Linked DNA regions of Homo sapiens: region 2 is linked to region 1. The links are chromatin loops, found by intact Hi-C in ENCODE. Cell type or tissue: HCT116. All regions are shown on one strand. Each heading gives the region's core, and the rest is flanking DNA. Links, peaks and the distances in the headings are about the cores only. Region 1 has its middle 19 kb from the start of OSBPL7. Region 2 overlaps NPEPPS (aminopeptidase puromycin sensitive).

What was found. Peaks named below come from ENCODE experiments on the same cell type or tissue, not always from the same donor. Only the 100,000 strongest peaks of a DNase experiment are listed, where the experiment ranks them.
Region 2: it touches region 1 in a loop (11-fold over the local background); 1 of 110 quality-filtered maps calls a loop at or near these places.

Annotation. Positions count from the first base shown.
Region 1 is chr17:47,800,338-47,805,709 of GRCh38, reverse strand. No RefSeq gene overlaps it. Among named protein-coding and RNA genes, the nearest start is that of OSBPL7, 19 kb to the left of the region's middle. In HCT116, for the core only: a CTCF peak has its summit at 3,133 (motif pointing right); a DNase peak (open chromatin) is centred at 3,139; H3K27me3 peaks cover 1,115 bases.
Region 2 is chr17:47,619,355-47,624,654 of GRCh38, reverse strand. It overlaps NPEPPS (aminopeptidase puromycin sensitive), which reads right to left. Exons shown (of 23, transcript NM_006310.4): 22 at 4,871-4,918; 23 at 1,379-2,887. The coding sequence ends at 2,735. KPNB1-DT (KPNB1 divergent transcript) reads left to right here. Exons shown (of 4, transcript NR_171700.1): 4 at 2,568-3,128. Among named protein-coding and RNA genes, the nearest start is that of KPNB1-DT, 27 kb to the left of the region's middle. In HCT116, for the core only: a CTCF peak has its summit at 2,992 (motif pointing left); DNase peaks (open chromatin) are centred at 2,674 and 3,944; H3K4me3 peaks cover 1,173 bases; H3K27ac peaks cover 3,368 bases.

The sequences.
Region 1 (5,372 bases), core at 203-5,202:
CAGTTTATTTACAGAGAATGTCAAAGTTAAAATGAACACACTTGTCCTGTCACCACATGCCAGAAATAACCTCAACCCATTCCAAAAAAAGCCAAGGCCCTCACACATTCAGGATATTTTTAAATAGCATGTGCTGCCCTGCTCCGGGCCCTTTCCCCTCAGAGCACCACAGCACCTGACCGACCAGCCCGTAACAAACTGCCACGTATTTTAAGAACCAGAGTTTAGGCTGGGCACGGTGGCTCACACCTGTAATCCCAGCACTTTGGGAGGCAGAGGCGGGTGGATCACGAGGTCAGGAGTTCAAGACCAGCCTGGCCAAGATGGTGAAACCCCATCTCTACTAAAAATACAAAAATTACCCAGGTGTGGTGGTGCACACCTGTAATCCTAGCTACTCGGGAGGCTGAGATAGGAGAATTGCTTGAACCCAGGAGGCAGAGGTTGCAGTGAGTCGAGATCGTGCCAGTGCATTCCAGCCTGGGCAACACAGTGAAACTCCATCTAGAAAAAAAAAAAAAAAAAAAAAAAGAGAGAACCAGAGTTTAAAAGAGACCAAATTCCCAAGTTATTTTTTCAGAGGAGACAAAAAAAAAAAAAAAAAACTCAAAACTCCTCTGCCTCTGTGGCTGTGCCCTCTAGACCAGCATCCTCCCCCAAGTCCTTTCCCAGGCACAGCCCAGGTGCCACCTCAACAGCTGGAAGTGGTGGGTAAGGTTGTTTTTGCTTCTTCTGGGGCCCAGCAGATGAGGGGGCAGTCCCATCTGAAGGACTGTGGTCTCAGAAATGTTCCCCATCTGGCCAGGGCTTTGTGGGTCACCGCTGATGGGAGCTCAGGCCAGGCTGAGGGGAGCCTGGGGTTCTGGCCCCAGTCTGTGCTCCATGGACAGAGTGTGAGGGGCCCACACCAGCCAGGGGTTCAGGGAGCGGTGCCAGCTCCTGGCTGCCAAGAATCCCAGGGTGGGGTGCTCAAGTCACTGATCTGAGAAGGGAATGGTGGGCCCCCTTCTCAAGCCTGTCAGCCTAGTCCAGATGTCCCACAGGAGTACTCATTACCACTGGGTCGTGGGGAGCCAAGCACAGACCCAGATCTCCTGCCTTGGTTGGAGGACATGGTGGGCTTGGGACAAAGGGGAGAATTTGGGGGCTTAATGGCCCTTGACTAGGCTTGGAGTGCAGTAGTTTGGAGAACCAGGGATCCGCTTCCCTGGATGAGCAAAGGAGGATGGAGCTTGGACAGCAAGGGAAATGGTCAGGCCAAGCAATGCTGGCAGAGGGAGAGGAAGGTAGGCAGGAGGTGTCTCAGTCCTCATTTTGCCTCTTTGGACCCTCCACCCCCAAACTGCTCCACCCAGAGGGATTTAAGTAACTTTAAAAAATTTTATTAATCATTATTGAATAGCTGATAGGGACACCTAGGTTGGAAGGAGCAAAAAAAAAAAAGTCAAATATAAATAAAACCCCCAATTCCTTGCATCTTCTGAATAAAGTGTGTGTGTGTGTGTCTGTGTGTTTGTGTGTGTGTGTGTAATAAACAGAGAAGGGAAAGAGTGCTGAACCAGGTGAGAGGCCCAGGCATTCACATTCCCTCCATGAGGTCAAAGTGGAGGGGTGTTCAGGGCAGGAGGAGGCTGCTGGGCCAGCACTGTGACTCCCAGCTTCACCTGGATGGCATGCAGCCCAGGGGGATGTGTGCAGGGGAGTCCCACCCTCCCTGTTTCGGGGAAAATGAAGGTAGTGGGGACAGTGGTGGGGTAACCCCCAGCCCCTGACCAACACCTGCTGAGAATGCAGAGATCTTACGTCCGACCTCAATTCCACCGGCTCCAGTCTGCCCCTGGAATGGTGCACAGCTCTCCTATTCTACGCTGCCCTGGTCTAGTCCCAGTTCTGACACAGGCATTTTAAAGATCCTGGATTACATTGCCCGGCCATATCCAATCTCTTTAGGGAATGCTCAAGGGACCTTGCCATTGGGTCATTAGTTTAATGGTGTCTCCTTACTGCAAAGGACACGTTTTATAAGTGATTTCCCCTTTTAGAGACCCTCTAGTACTAGCAGGGGTAGAAAAGGAGGAGAGGCTTAGCACTCTCCCCCTGGGACCCATCTCTGTTCCCCTTAAGGTGGTCAGGGAGGGCAGTGTAGGACTTCAGAGAGACATTCACAGGCTGGCCTGGGCCAGGTCTCGCTCATCCAATGACCTATTTCTGGTACAGACACTTAACCAGATCACCTGGCCTTATGTGGTGGACCAGGGACTGGTCTTCCTGATTCTTGCCACACATACCCTCATCTTCTCCTCATCTGTACCTTAAGAGGCATTACCGTCAGAGGGGAACACTGAGAGTTATCAAGATCCCGACAGGCCAGAGTCAGGTCTGCATGGGACTCAGGCAGGTGGTTCCAGGGGCTGGGAGAGCATGGCTCCACGGTTGGGGGTTCTAGAGCACTACTCGTGTCTCTCTCTCTCTTCTTTTAGAGACAGGGTCTAACCCAGGCTGGAGTGCAGTGGCACGATCATAGCTCACTGCAACCTTGAATACCTGGGCTTCAGCAATCTTTCCGCCTCAGCCTCCCAATTAGCTAGGACTACAGGCGCACATTACCACATCTGGCTAGTTTTTTTTGTTTGTTTATTTAATTTTTAGTAGAGATAGGGTCTCACTATGTTGCCAAGTCTGGTCTCAAACTCCTGGGATCAAGCAACTTTCCAGCGTTGGCCTCCTAAAGTGCTGGGATTACAGGCGTGAGCCACCTTGCAGGGCCCACGTCTCATTAACACATGTCATCACATGGTGCAAAGTCTTCAGGTTGCTGAAAGATGCCTCCAGGCCCTAAGGTATGTGGAGGGGTGGCTTTGATGAGCAAGTCCAAACCATGGGCACTATGGTCCAGGATGCCAGGCCCCTGGGGATGTTGGGCCTTGCTGACCCCTAATATGAGAGGCCCCTCAAAATGAAGCATCTGTCCAGAGGAGGGTAGGTGGGTGGGCTGGGCTCTGGGAGGGGTGTGGGTGAAGAAGAGATTGGAAGGGCCGGGGCAGGAGCAGGAAGAAGAGAGAAAAGCCTGAGAGTCAGCCACAGTCTGTCTAGGACGAAGGTGGTGAGATTCTCCAGGCATCCTCAAGAGGGCACCCCGGGCTCTTGAAAGAACCAATTTAGTCTCATCCCAAGCCCCACCTGACAGCTGACAGGTGGCTGCACCACCATCTGCGTGGAGTATCAGGCCTCCAAGGATGTGGCCCTGGCTGGACCCAGCCCAGCAGTGATCAACAGCAGCAGCAGACACTGTTACAGCCGCATTCCTATGGACTGCCGGCCATCCCTGCCTGCCCATCTTCATCTTCAAAGAGAATGCACAAGTCAGGAAACCCCTGTTCTGGGAGACCCAGGTGTCCCTAGCCACTCCCAAAAGCTGCCCAGATGGTCTGGGGGAAGGAGGTCAGGCCCCCTTTGCTGGTGCCTCTTCACGTCCAGGTGACATCCCTCCCAAGGACAGCTGGCCAGGACACCCCTCCTCCAGAGCCCTCATAAGATGGTCTTTTCCCTAAGTTTCCACTAGAACCTCTCCTGCTTCTGTCACCCCAGAGCCCGTCACACACTGGGATGGGAAACCCTGCATTTAGTTCTGTAGGCTAACGTTGGGTGAAGTGTGTGTGTGTGTGTGTGTGTGTATGTGTGTGTGTGTGTGTGTGCGCGCACACATGGTTTGAAGGAGGGAGTGTCCACGGTGCCCTCCTGGGAGGGATGAGAATGAGGACAAGAAGGAAGGGAGCTATTGAGCCAGTGCCAGTTTAGCAGAGAAGCCTTGGGTTCTGTGGGAAGCCATCTGACCTAGGACCCTGAGGAGGGAGGGCGAAGGTGGGAGATGCGGAAGGCAGGTCACATTGGCCTTCCCTCCCTTCTCCTCCATTTAGCAAGATGTTACAGGCCCAAGAGAGACACTCTCCTCCAAGCTGGGCCTAGTGGGCCGCAGCCCTCACAGGCTGGCACATTCACCTCCCACCACCTCCCATGCAGCCTGGGCGGGGAAGAGCCCTGGACCAAGAGCTAGGAATCCTGAGTTTTGGCCCTGGCTCTGTCATTTATTCCTTTCACCTCCTGAGCCTCAGTCTCCTCCTTTGTAGCTTGGGGATGATGCTGCTGGCCTTACCCCTTCACCGGTGTCTTGTTTGTCATAGGACAGAGAGGACTGAGGGTTGTTTTAGCTGTGGAGCACAGGACAAGGGTAGCTTCAGATGACCTGGGCCAGGGTCACCACCAGCTCTGCCACTCCCACACCTGGGGGCCTTCCCAAGGCAGCAGCAATTCCCCCTGAGAGAGACAGAAGCAGAGTTTAGCGTGTGAACCTGCAGACACCAATTGGTGCCTTAACTCTCCTGAGACTTTTGCCAAAAATAGGAGGATGCAAAGTGTCTCCCCAGAAAGGCTGGGGGCTCTGCCATTGGTCAAAGGGGAGGGGACTGCACCCCTTATCTCTGTGGTCCCTCTCACCATCAATTCCTGAGACAACTGAGCATCCTGTGTCTGTCAGGTGACTGATCCCCCTCCCCAGTTAAGGAGGCTCAGGCTGTGGGAAGCTCACACACAGGAGAGACATCTCCAGCTACAAGGGGGCAGAAAGTTCTGGAAGGGCAGGAAGTCCCAGGCTGGCAAAAATACAGGTTGAGGGGGCAGAAATGGCACCTGCCCCCAAGTACCACACCTGGGACCGACATAGGGTGGCCCCAGGATGGGATGTGGCCGGGGGACACATGGGTCCCGAGGTGCCTGCAGGCAGGCGGGTGTGAAAGTCAGCCTCCCAGGAGCAGATGGGACAGAGCCCGGCCACCCAACCAGACTGGCTCAGGTGCAGCAGGCCCAGTGGCTGTGGGGCAGAGCCTGAGGACCAGAGATGCCCAAGCCGGAGGGACGTGCCATGCCGCAGCCTCGGTCGCCTGTGCCTGGAGCGGCGAAGGCCCCACAAGGGTATTTTATTTTCAAATACCTTTGCATTTCTTGAATAAACCCACCTGGTCATGAGGTATTATCGCTTTTATGTGTCACTGGAATCAATTTTCTAATAATTTACGTGGACTCTGCATCTATGCTTATGAAAGAAATTGGACACTAATTTTTCTTTCTTATAATATTAGATTTTTCTGTAAACGTTTTCCTGGCTTCACAAAAGAGTTCAGAGGAGTTCCCTCTTCTTTTTCTATTTTCTTGAAGACTTTGATTATATTGCTGATATTTCATTCTAAAATGTGAAAATATTCACACCTGTAATCCCAGCACGTCTGGAGGCTGAGGCGGGAGGATGGCTTGAAACCAGGAGTTCGAGACCAGCCTAGGCAACATAGTGAGACCTTGTCTTAATAAAAAAAGAAAAG
Region 2 (5,300 bases), core at 1-5,000, 180 kb after region 1:
TGGAGTGCAGTGGCACGATCTCAGCTCACTGCAGCCTCTGCCTCCCAGGCTCAAGCAATTCTTGTGCCTCAGCCTCTCAAGTAGCTGGTATTACAGACATGCATCACCATGCTTGGCCAATTTTTGTATTTTTAGTAGAAACAGGGGTTTCATCATGTTGACCAGGCTGGTCTGAAACTCCTGACCTCAGGTGATCTGTCTACCTCAGCCTCCCAAAGTGCTGGGATTACAGGTGTGAGTGACCGCACCCAGCTTGAGTCTTCTTTTTTTTTTTTGGAGACGGAGTTTCACTCTTGTTGCCCAGGCTGGAGTGCAGTGGCACGGTCTTGGCTCACTGCAACCTCTGCCTCCTGGGTTCTGGCAATTCTCCTGCCTCAGCCTCCCGAGTAGCTGGGATTACAGGCATGCGCCACCATGCCCAGCTAATTTTTGTATTTTTAGTAGAGACGGGGTTTCACCATGTTGGCCAGGCTGGTCTTGAATTCTTGACCTCAGGTGATCTACCCGTCTCGGCCTCCCAAAGTGCTGGGATTACAAGCGTGAGCCACCGCACCCAGCTCTCGAGTTCTCCTTTCTTTCTATTCCTAGATGTGAAGGAGCAAAGAGAAGGAGCCAGAAGCTAGAGGGGGCTGCTTGGTAAGAGCTGTGGTCTTTGCTAAAGGGACACAGACAACCCATGTGACCTGGCAATGAGAAAGCCAGAGTACTCTGACCATCTCTTCCTTATATCTTCTCATCTTCTTTGGATATTAATAATTGGATAAACAGAAGCTGAAGTCAGAGGGCAAGGGAGCCATTCATGCTGCAGTCCATGTGGGTCAGCACCCGCTGGGGTCCAGAGTGGGATGAAGAGGGGTTCTGAAAGGCAAATGGAAGACATCTAGTATAACCTCTCCCTGAACGTAATTCAAACTACTTAACTATTATTACAGACAAAAATCACATGTATGCTGAAAGTAAAATAACCTGTTTCCAGAATTTCTGATTGCAAAATTCTGAGTTCTTCAATTAAACCTGCATTTTTCTCAGTCTTTTTGGTGCCCCTGCTTCACTGGTGCCTTAAGAACATTTGAGAGCCTAAGGGCAGCCCTGAGCATGGTGCCTGAACTAGGGTGCCTCAAAACTAGGGACTGAGGAAGTCTCAAGTTCATTCCTGAATGCTGACTATAAGAGTCTCTGAGAGAGTTTTGAGAATGTAGAACTGATTTAGAATGAATCTCAGGATTTTTCTGTTAAGATCTATAAATTAGGAATTAAGGAACTGGATTTTTTTTGAATTTGAAAAATCCTATGATAGTATAACTTTGCATAAGCCTACTGAATGATAGGAAAGTTTTTAGTTTCTTATCAAAGAAAGAGAATAAAGTGAATCAGGACATCAGTTTCACATTGACATTTTTATTAACGCCAACTGTTTTTTAATTATTTTTTTAAAACAATAGCACAAAAATGTTTCAAGGAAGCAGTCTCACAATCTGATGACCTTCTGAAATACCGTTAAGCCACACCAAATATGAATTTCTGTTAATAACACAAAATATTTTTTTAAGAAAAAAAGAAAAAAAAGGTAGGGAAAGAAGAAGGGAATGAGATTTAGATTTAAAACTCATTGGATTAAATAGGTGAGGCTTATTAGGATATACTGTTGAAGCAAACAGTGGCACACACAGGCTTACAGTCTTTGTTTTTTAAACCAGTTACCACTAATGTATTAAGCCCTGCAGCAGTTACCACTGACTTCTCGCACGCATAAAATGAACCGGGAGAAGCCAGTGTTGATACTGTTGTGAAGAGGTTCAAGAGCTGGCTTTTCAGACAACTAAGACCATTTTTAGCAGAATAACTCCTTCAGAAAGGCCTGGCTGAAGATCTTTTTATTTCTATTGTCTCACCTATATAAATTTCAGGGTTCTTATAAGTCATCTTTAAAAAGAAAAAAATAATGTATATCAGTTTCTCTTATTTAATGTGGCTATGAAAGATGTTTCCTTATTATTTCTTCATCTCTAAGAAGGACACCAGGGAATGGGGGTTGGGGGTGGAACTAAAGGGAGGAAAAAAACCAGAACAGGGTAGGTTTTTGTTTTTTGCTTTTTGTTTTTTTTTGGCCAAGGGGTCGGTCACACAGAAGGGAAGGCAAGGAGGAAAACTAAACTACAATCCTTGGTTCAGATTGAGTTATGCAGGAATATATCTTCCTGATCAGTCCCCGTGCCAAAAAAAAAAAAAGCCACTTGGAATTATGCACTGACTCCAACTATGTGATACCAGCTATCAGCCTTTTGTGTTTAACCATTCCCAGAAATGGACACCACCCTTGGCTTTATAGGCTCCTTGCAGAACCCACTTCACAAAAATGCTCTTCACCAAGAAGCCTCTAGTTTCCTTTTGGTAGGTTATAAAAACAGAACATCTGTCATTAACAGTAGAGTGTTAAATACTTTTAACCACTGACAAGGCTTCAGAAAGTTTCACAGTTTCGTTATGCTCTATTTTATTACTATCATATTTACATTTTTATTTTTTATTTATTTTTTGCTGAATTGCTGATTTTCCTTTTTCAATAGAATTTAATTCTGGAGTGTGAGCAGGAACCAGTTAACTACATTCATTGTCCAACCCCCACTGGTTTGAAAGAAGACTCCAAATTCTTGGCATATGAATCAGCTGTTCGGTAGCTCCACCTTATCCCTGCAGCGAAGCAGCAGAACCGCCAATGGCGGCACCTCAGGATTCACACTGTGGGTGGTGAGGCCTTCCGCTGAAGGAGGTACTGGTGGATGCTCTCAGCATCTCGCTTTAGCCAGGCAGCATTCAGCAGAATATTTTCACAACACTGCTGGATGGTACGCTCAGCTGAAGGAGCTGGGTGACTCTCGAAGAAAGCCTGGTATAAAACAACCCAGAATGCAGGATCATTACTAGCAATAAGAAGTTAATATTACAGGTTATGAAAAAATACCCACTGGTCTATATGAAGGATGCATAATCTTCAGGCATGAGAATTTACCACTGCCACCCTCAGGCTAAAAGAAAACAAGCAACTCCTTGGACCTGCATATAGGAATTCTCCCCTTAATTATATGCTTAACAACCTAATCAAAAGTTAATAAAGAGACAGAACCTACTGCCTTTCTTTTAGGCTAATTGTGTAGTGGTAAATATAGTCTTTGGAATGAAGACTTGGAACCTGAATCCAGGCTTAGTCATGTACTAGCTTGTGACTGTGAGAAAATTAACTGCTCTAAGTCTCAGTTTTCTCAACTATGAGAAAATATCTACTCCAGAAGATTAAAGAGACAATCCATATAAACATTTGACAAAATACCTAGCACAGAGTACTTAAGGATTCAACACATTTTGGCTGCTTCAAATAAAGATTAATTTGTAAGGGATGATAATACAAAGAAGTTTAAATTGCTGCTATGCCCTAATAATTTAACACCCCATGGTCTTTTTTTTTTTTTTTTTTTTGAGACAGGGTCTCACTCTGTTGCCCAGGCTAGAGTGCAATGAAACGATCATGGCTCATCACAGCCTCAACCTTCTGGGCTCAAGTAAACCTCCCACCTTAACTTCCTGGGTAGCTGGGACCACAAGCGTGCACTCCCAGGCCAAATTGTTTTTTCCTTTTTGTAGAGATGGGGTCCTACCATGTTGCCCAGACTGGTCTTGAACTCTTGAACTCAAGCAATCCTCCCACCTCAGCCTCCCAAAATGCTGGAATTACAGGAATCCAACATTTTTAATACAGTAAACCAAACAATTTCTAAGTTTACAATTTATCACAATGCTTAATGATTAAAAGTTGAATAAACTTTTCTAATGCAGTACACCTGGTTTCACAGAAAACAAAGCAACTCTTAAACACCAGCTGGCAAAATGATAGGGCTTTTCCTTTGAATTAGTCACCACAGGTGTGAAAGACAGAATGACTAATCCATCTGATTAAACATAGACCTTTTAGAAATCAATAACCTTATTTACACAGATGACAATTGCTACTGTTCCAAGGCTCCTAATCATGGTTCAGTTCTCAGGGCCTCAAGTCTTTTTCCATTCCATCGCAGAGTAGTACCAACATTTATACACCAGAAACCTGGGGATTATCCTGGCTTGTTTTTCTTCCTCTCCCAGATATGCTCACAACAGAGAAGCCAATCAATAAATATTGTTGAACTAAATGGTTAACAAATTCAAGCCCCTGAATCTCCATTATTCCATCTCCTCCACTACTGCCACTACCCTACTGTAAGCTATTCTATCATTCTTGCTAGGAGAGTTAGCTTCCCAACATCTTCTCTTCCCCATTCCAAACTATTATCCACATTGCAGCCAGACTGAAATTTTTATAACACAAATCAGATCAAGGCACTGCCTTGTTTATAAACCATTCGAAGGCTTTCCATTTTTAGGACTTTTTTTTTTTTTTTTTTTTTTGAGACAGGAGTCTCGCTCTGTCACCCAGGCTGGAGTGCAATGGCACGATCTCAGCTCACTGCAACCTCCACCTCCCGGGCTCAAGCAATTCTCCTGCCTCAGCCTCCCGAGTAGCTGGGATTAGAGGCGTGCACCACCATGTCCAGCTAATTTGGGGTTTCACCATGTTGCCCGGGCTGGTCTTGAAGTCCTGACCTCAGGTGATCCACCCACCTCGGCCTCCCAAAGTGCTGAGATTACAGATGTGAGCTACCATGCCTGGCCATTTTTAGGAAATTCTTAATATGGCCTATACAGCCCTGCATGATGTCTTTCTCTAAACAAAAACACAGAGATGCTACAGTACATTATCCCAACACTATAATTACAACCAGGTTATTGTTTTTACTTACTAGACTGAAAAGTGAAGAGTAAACAGTATTTTCCTTACCTTAACCTCTCCAGCCATTTTATCAACTGCAAATCCCTCAACTGATAGCTGCAAAACAATGGTTTTAAACAGTAAGTGAAACCAAGAGGCTGAGAACAAACTTCCATTTACCCTAAAAATAAATCATTCTGTTCTCTGCCAACTTCAGTCTGTTATAAAGGATGTGTGATGGGAGATGGAGAAGTCCTTAAATAAAGCCAGTAACTATTTAAGGAAACTTTTTTTTTTTTGAGACGGAGTTTCACACTTGTTGCCCAGGCTGGAGTGCAATGACCTCATCTCGGCTCACCACAACCTCTGCCTCCCAGGTTCAAGCGATTCTCCTGCCTCAGCCTCCCAAGTAGCTGGGATTACAGGCACACACCACCACGCTCAGCTAATTTTTGTATTTTTAGTAGGGACAGGATTTCACCATGTTGGCCAGGATAGT